2 separate regions of the Mus musculus genome follow, and region 1 is linked to region 2. A link is a contact called in ENCODE Hi-C data. All regions are on one chromosome and are shown on one strand. Each heading gives the region's core, a stretch centred on a gene start or an enhancer-like site at or near the end of the contact. The rest is flanking DNA. Distances are from core to core; before and after follow the strand shown.

Region 1 (3,770 bases), core at 450-2,949, 330 kb before region 2:
AACAAACAAAACAAAACAAAAAACCAATCTAACCTGTGGTCATCCCAGTTTCTTCCAATTTTTTAACAATTCTTTGATCTTTGAAAACTAAAAATAAATATTTTGCTAACACAAATTATGTTCCTATGGTAAATCAATATGATCTATTTATGTAATTATACCAATATAAATAATTAACTTGTAAATGAATATAGCTATTAGCTGCTTGATACCCACGGTTTCTTTTCTGTTCTAATGACACTGAAGGTTTTGTGTGTATGTGTGTGTGTGTGTGTGTGTGTGTGTTTTGAGGTCTAATAGTCACTTCTATGACTTGTCACCAAATGAGTATCTTAGGGAACTGATATGGCTGAGCTGACTGGTGAATTCATTAAGGAATGTGGTAATGTTAGGCATTGAGCTACACTGAGCACATCCATGTTGGCTCCCAGGTTTTATTTCTTTACCATTTCTGTCTCCTTTGATGACTTTAGGCAAGCCATTTGACCTGTAATAGTCATTTTCCTCTACTGTGAGTTTGACTATAGATTCAGTACTTAGTTCTCAAAGTGGCTTTCAGTAACTAGATAAAAATATGGAGGAGCTCTTTGTGAACCAGATAATGCTCCATGGATGTAAGCTGTCATGAAAATAACATAAGATTATAAGCATACGTGTTAATCTCTATTATTGAGATTTATAAAGAAGATGTTCCACACATTATCTTCTAACATGTTTTGACAGATATGGTCAGAGAGGTCCCTTGGAAATAAAGGTAAAATGTATACCCAGAATATTATTAGTATCATTCTCCTTTCTTTGTGTACAAAACCTTAAAATATCATGACCTTTTTTGATCATTTCATTGATAATATAAAACAAAGCCGCAATAGAATAGTTTTATAAAAAACACGTTTCTCAGTGATTAGAGACAAAAGTAAGTGTAGTAGCTTGGGTTCCTTCCCATGGGACTCCATGTACATCTGAATGATCTTGGTATGTACCCCACATGCCTTTGAGGGTATCTCTTCTATCATCAGAGCTATCATCAGCTTCCTTAACAATATGGAAGCAAAGGCAGAATTAAAAGGGCATGAGGCATGCTACACCTCTTGTGTGCACAGGTTCAAGACTTTGATAGTACATGTCCCCCGAAAATGAACCATGCTGGAAGAGTCAGTTAGGTTGCTGTATCTGTCGACAGCTTCCCTTTCCCTTTCTCTGTGTTTCCATTCTGGCTTCTGTCATCTTCTTTCCTCTCTAGTTGACAGGCTGGTTGTCCTTATCAGATGGCTTTGGGATGGTAGGACAGCCCCCTAGGAGTGTGCTCCAGGGTCAAGCTATGAAGGAACAGCAGCAAGATATCCATGATTAGATCACTGTGATACTCTCTTTGCGGAGAGTTTTTATGGTTCCCAGCACTTCAAATCCCATTGCCTAAATGTCAGTAGTCTGGTGACACAGCCTATAGCCCTTGCTATTCTATAGAGATGTTACTATGAGCACCCCAACCCCCATTGCATCATATGTCCAGGAAAGGTTGCCACAGAGCTTAATTGCTGGTGTTTATTTAGTCTACGTGTGCTTGAGTGTGACAGAGTGAGAGAGGGGTACAGACCTGTCTTTTGTACCCATGTTATTTATTGCATTTTTGTCTTACGACTTCCATTTAGAGCTAACGAAGCTGCAAAGTAGGTTATTTAAGCTGAATCTCGGGTGGGTGCTGTTAGCAAGTGGAGAAGTGGGTGGCAAAGAGAGAGAAAGATGGGAGACCGAGCTGAAGAGATTCACACAGTGTGGTGCTTTGTCCTGCAGTACTGCAGGTCATAGGCATGCTGCAGCTTGCAGCTATGAGCCTCTTTGTCCAAGGGTAAAGACTTTGTCTCAGGCACTTGGAAAGAAGCCTCCTGCAGGCAGGTACACACACGCACACGCACACGCACACGCACACACACACACACACACATACACACACACACATACATACACACACACATACACACACACACACACACACACACATACACACACACATACACACACATACACACACACACACACACACACACACACACACACACACACACTAGTGTAGCACTGAAAATCATATGCAACCTGAAGTGAGTGGGTTTTTTCTCTTTTCTGGGAAGGAGGCTCCTTATTTAATTAACTTCCTGCCTTTCACTGCAGCATGCACCACTACCTGTTCTGATCCCATGTGCCTGATAAAGGGCAGATGGAAGAGGAGGAAGAATGATGCCTTTAGGTCACAGCATTGTCACCTGTCCAAATGCCATTTCAAGAGTCTTCTCTTGAAGGAGTGGTCGTCATCTCCTGCACACAGCTCAATGTGTGTTTGTGCAGATGTGCATGTGTACCTGTCTGTGCTCAGATTCTCTGTGTGCGTGTGCATGTGGGTAGCCCGTTGTCCTTTCTGAAGGTTTTAGTTGATCGAAACCATTCATCAGTCGTCTTTTGGTTGGGTTTAATGAAGGGTCTTTCATGAGCACCAGAAGTCCTGTATAGGATTCCCAATACAGAGCTAGATGAAGTAGAAAGGGAGAGGATAACAACCGAGGAAGTAGAAGCTCCCGATTTTGTATATGCTGGGACAGTGAATCAGTGACATGTGTCTGAGGTTGCGCTGTCCTTGGGGTAGGGACCTAAGTCCTCAAGACCAAAGAAGGAGGAAGACTCAGGAAGAATGACAAGTAAGAATATAGGGATAGAGGGCCAAGGGCAGGCAGGACTCCTGTGGCTCTCTCTACTCTTGTAACAAAGGAGCAGCCTGGGGTTGTAAATCATCTACGTCTCATACTCCTCCTTAATTAAATTCCTGTTGTAATTGGGAAGAGTTTCCATATTCTCTACAGCTATGGCCACCTATCTCTTTCATTAGACCCACCCAGTATTTATAGCCTCCTTGAGATTTGGACCCTCTGTGGCTTTACAGTTGGGGGTCTATACAGTAGTGAATGGGCAGTTGGTTTTAGAGGAGACAAGGGAGTATGCTGTGTTTTGCCAATGGTATTTTGTTTTCCAGGGCTGCAGTTGTGACTCTCTCAGTGGGCGAACATTCCGTCTCCATCAGATATCTATGGGCCTCTTTTATCTCCTTTCTTCTCTTCTCCCAGGACAAAACATGTACCTGAGATCTCTATAAACATCAGACTAGAAAAAAATATGAGCGATAAAAGACAGAAAAACTAGAGACAGGTATGCCTAATCTATTCATCTGATACCTACTGTGTGTATATAGTCTTGAGGGTGACTTTGATTAGTCTTTATTTTATAAACCAAGTGATCCAGGTCTGTTCAAGGTTTTATAGCTACTCAGATGGAGAGTTTTGCCTTGTTGAACTAGATAGCCCCGTTTCTTTCAATTCCTCCCTGCTTCCATGAGTTAGAACAGAATTGGAAAAAGTAGGTGATTTGAAGAGGTCAGATTAATTTATGTACCACATACCAGAGTGCTTACTTTGTGACTCCTGGGCCTATTAGCTATGGGAAGGCAGAAGCTCCTGGTCTTGAGGAGAGAAGCATGACTTGTGTTCTGTGCCTGTCTTATCTTAGTACTTTGTTGCAGGTCTTTGAGCATATGGACCAAGCACAATTTGTGTTCTGTGGCTGTCTTAGTACTGTGTTGAAGGCCTTTAAGCATATGGACCAAGTACTGCAGGGCATAAAGACAGCCATGAAATATCTTTCTGGAGTAGTCAGGAGAGACTTTATGGAGAAACCTTTTCTACCTTCAAAGAGGTAGAAAGATCCTGGTTAGACAGCAATATTGT
Region 2 (3,506 bases), core at 568-3,067:
CATGATCTCAACAGGGAAGAGTCACCCAATGGAGGCCACAGCTTGGGTGGTCTGATCCGCCACTGGAAGATCTGTATCCTCATTTGGCCTTTCCTTCAAGAGTATCTGGGTTTTCTGAGGGCAACGCTGTATTTGCAATTCAGTGACATTCAGATCTATGTCTAAATTTCATTTGTTGTTGAAACTGATTATAAAGAAAAGGAAAATAAATAAAAGGAGACTGGAGAGGCTGAATCATGCATGTCCATTCCAGAATTGCAGTTGCTCTCCTTGGTGAGGCTGTTCTGGCTGTGGAAGTCTAGTTTCTTCCAGGCGTGTGTGTGTGTGTGTGTGTGTGTGTGTGTGTGTGTGTGTGTGTGTGTGTGTGTGTGTGCATGTCCACCTGGTCAATCATCCTGGCTCACAGAGCTGCCTGTATTTTATAACTGCATGTGATGTCATGGCAATGACCCAACTAGGCCGACAGATTCCTGACAGGGGTGTTTCCCCAGACGTGTCTAGAGCGTCTTGATTTCCTTCACTTGTTCTCTCCAATGCTTCTTCTCCAGTTCTGGCTAAACACTGTCACCACCGTGAGTGGTAAGCTGCCATCTGAAGTGAAGTGACACACCGCAGCATGAAGCACTAGATGCAAATGGGAACATGGGATCTTAAGAAAGAATACTTCTGAAGCCCAGATCATTCAGCAGAGAAAAATCGTGCGAAGACTTAGGTGTTTTGGTAGGACTTGTTCATTTAAGTTGCACATCATTGCCTCTTCAGCTCAGTCCGAAGAGCAGATGCCCATTGTGAGCCTGCAGGTGCGATCTGGCTTCTCATCTCCCTGCTGCTGCTTCCTATTCTTCCACTGCCTGTCCATCCTGCCTAGACGGGGCTCCCGTGACTTCCAAAGACTTCCATAACTCTGTGGACCTCCCAGATGTTCAGTCTGCTAACCCAAGCCAGTTTTGCAAAGTCTAGATTCTTCAACTGAAAGATCAAGGTCCAGCTGTTGAAATAGCTGCCGGTGGCTTCTTAGTTACCAGAAAGAGTTATCCTGTTTGATGACTTGACTTTAGGGGAAGAAACAGTGTTCATGGTCAACCCAGTTGGCATCCCAAACTGTTACTTTTAGCTGGAGTCCCAGTAGGGAGACTTGAGCCCAAGATCCTCTTGATGTGATGATTGGTCCCACAAACTTCCGAGGCTCTTCATCTACACCTAGCTCTGAGCAGCCTTGCCTGTGAAGATATGCTCTTTACTAGGACATGCTAGGCTAAGTATGCTCTGAGGCCATGAGGGAACAGAAGAGTATAGAACACTCATTCCAAATCACACTGTGATACAACACCTGTTATACAAGAGATAGTGATCATAAACACCTCTCTCTCTGCAACCAGGACACCTGAATAACTCACTGACAAAAATCAGCCCTTCATTTCTTTGATTCATGATCACCATAGTTCCTGGGGTGAGTAACCCTTTCCTCTGCATGTCCTAGATTAAAAGGGCAGTTTCTTAGGCAAACTTTAGTCTAAAATCCCACTACTCATCATTCCATGAGCGAGGAAAAAGGATCTGGGAAAACACTTAATTTGGGGGCTTCCTGCCATCAAATAACTAGACTTCTCTTTATATAGTTGAGTTCACTCACAGAAAACGGCATACAGTTTCTGCTCACTTCAACATGCCTTCCTTGGGCATGCAGGCGCCTGGTTGTGTGCTAGATCTTAAGGATGTAAAAATAGCTAACAGGACTTCTTTACTCAAGCAGTTTATAATCCAGTGAGAAGATCCAAACGCCTTATGTAATCATGTTATATATGCAAGCAGAGTGCTCTGTACAAGGTTCAGACACAGACACACTATCAAGAAGGAAGGTGCCGAGCCTGTAGATGTAGAAGCCTCTGGCAAAGGTCCCAATAGGAGATTCTGCCACATGGCTAGTTATATGCTTCCTGAAGACTGGTGGCCTGAGCAGACAGATCTTCTCTGTCTCTAGAAACCTTACCAGAAACAACACAGGGATCTTTTTCAAAAGGAATACATCTTGGGGGACACAAACAAAGGAAAGGAAATAATATCAAACAAACAAGCAAAGCAGATGGACTCTTGCTAACAGACTCTGCAAAGCTCCGAAGGCTGAGCTTTTAGCTGGCAGCAGAAGCAACTGAACAGTAGAGCCCAGGAAAGCACAAGAGACGTCCAACAACAAGGGTGGAAAATAAAGATGGACATAGGAGAAATGGCTGACAACTGGTTTAAGAGGCAGGAAGCATCCAGTGGCATCTTCTTACTCTCTACATGTCCAAGGCTTTGCTCTTGCGCCATAGCAAAGGACTCCATGGAGTGGACTAGAGGGTTGCTGGGATGGAGACAGGGAACAGGAAAGCCAGAGATGCTTTCCTAACAACAGGACTCCTGGGACTCTCAGGCAGGATTTAAGAGCCTTCTGCATCTGCAGCCAGAGCCTTACTACCTAGGCCATCCCTGCTATCACAACAGGACATGGTCCACAGTGAAGCAGCCTAGCCAGGTCTCCTAACAATGAAGCTATTTATAGTTGACAGCTCCCATTCGCCAGCAAGGAGCTTCTCGGTGCCTGCTTTTCATCTCGAAAGGACAGACCAGAACTTCCAGATGTTTGAGAAAAGGCTCTCTCATACCAAAACCTCCTTAGCCCACAACATCGTTTTAAGAAAAGAAAATTTTTTAAAAAGGTATTTAGAAGACTTTCAAGACAAAGACATTCTCTCTCTCTCTCTCTCTCTCTCTCTCTCTCTCTCTCTCTCTCTCTCTCTCTCTGTGTGTGTGTGTGTGTGTTTGTGTGTGTGTGTGTGTGTGTGTGTGTGTGTACAGATGGGGGAGAGAGAGAATCAATATTTTTTCAAGAGTTTTATTGTTGAAACAAACATAGTGTTCTCTTTTAAAATGAGGGAACATTCAAAAATCAAATATTAAAGCTCTCTCTGAAGTGAAAACTTTGAAAGCATGAACATATACTTGGCAGATAACCTTGAAAAAATTCCTCACAGAACAAAAACATACAAAGACAAAGAATACAAGAAATGAATAATATTAAATTAGAAAAACAGCTTCAAATACTAAGAAATTCCCAAAGGAAGAAGAACAAAGTCAGAATGAGTCCCACTTTCCCAGGTCTCCAGGGAAGGACCACGTGGATTGCCGAGGAGCATGAGGTGGACAGCACCAGTGACGAGCAAAACCTCACTTCAAGGGATATCACTGTAAAAACTTCACACTCCATGAGAAAGAAGCCCCTTCCTGCTTTCAGCAAAGTCACACACAGAGGATCAAGAGGCAACAATGCCCATGGCGGGCCTCAGTGTCTTCTCTTCACTGACCACTGGTCCATTGGCAATGACACCAGAAATTAGAAGTGAGACACTGATTTTAAAATTATGAAGAAAAATAACGCCAATTCAGGAGTCTATATGTGGGCAAACTGTCAATCAAATATCAAGGGAGAATAAGTCCATTTTCAGGCTCTGAAATTTTCAATATTT

The links. A loop is a pair of places that touch in the nucleus more often than their neighbours do.
Region 1: a loop to region 2 is called in a map of left cerebral cortex, with 2.3 times the contacts of the local background. The contact joins two enhancer-like sites. A Hi-C loop is called at or near these places in 3 of 37 maps with a recorded cell type or tissue (left cerebral cortex and v-Abl transformed pro-B cells).

Annotation. Positions count from the first base shown.
Region 1 is chr1:154,613,904-154,617,673 of GRCm38, reverse strand. All of the region lies in intron 6 of Cacna1e (calcium channel, voltage-dependent, R type, alpha 1E subunit), which reads left to right. Among named protein-coding and RNA genes, the nearest start is that of Cacna1e, 110 kb to the left of the region's middle. Within about 2 kb of position 1,699, at least 1 of the 3 ENCODE cell types and tissues checked has a DNase peak (open chromatin) inside an H3K27ac peak, as active enhancers do; it is left cerebral cortex, where a contact is called at or near this core.
Region 2 is chr1:154,284,610-154,288,115 of GRCm38, reverse strand. No RefSeq gene overlaps it. Among named protein-coding and RNA genes, the nearest start is that of Gm30465, 22 kb to the right of the region's middle. Within about 2 kb of position 1,817, at least 1 of the 3 ENCODE cell types and tissues checked has a DNase peak (open chromatin) inside an H3K27ac peak, as active enhancers do; it is left cerebral cortex, where a contact is called at or near this core.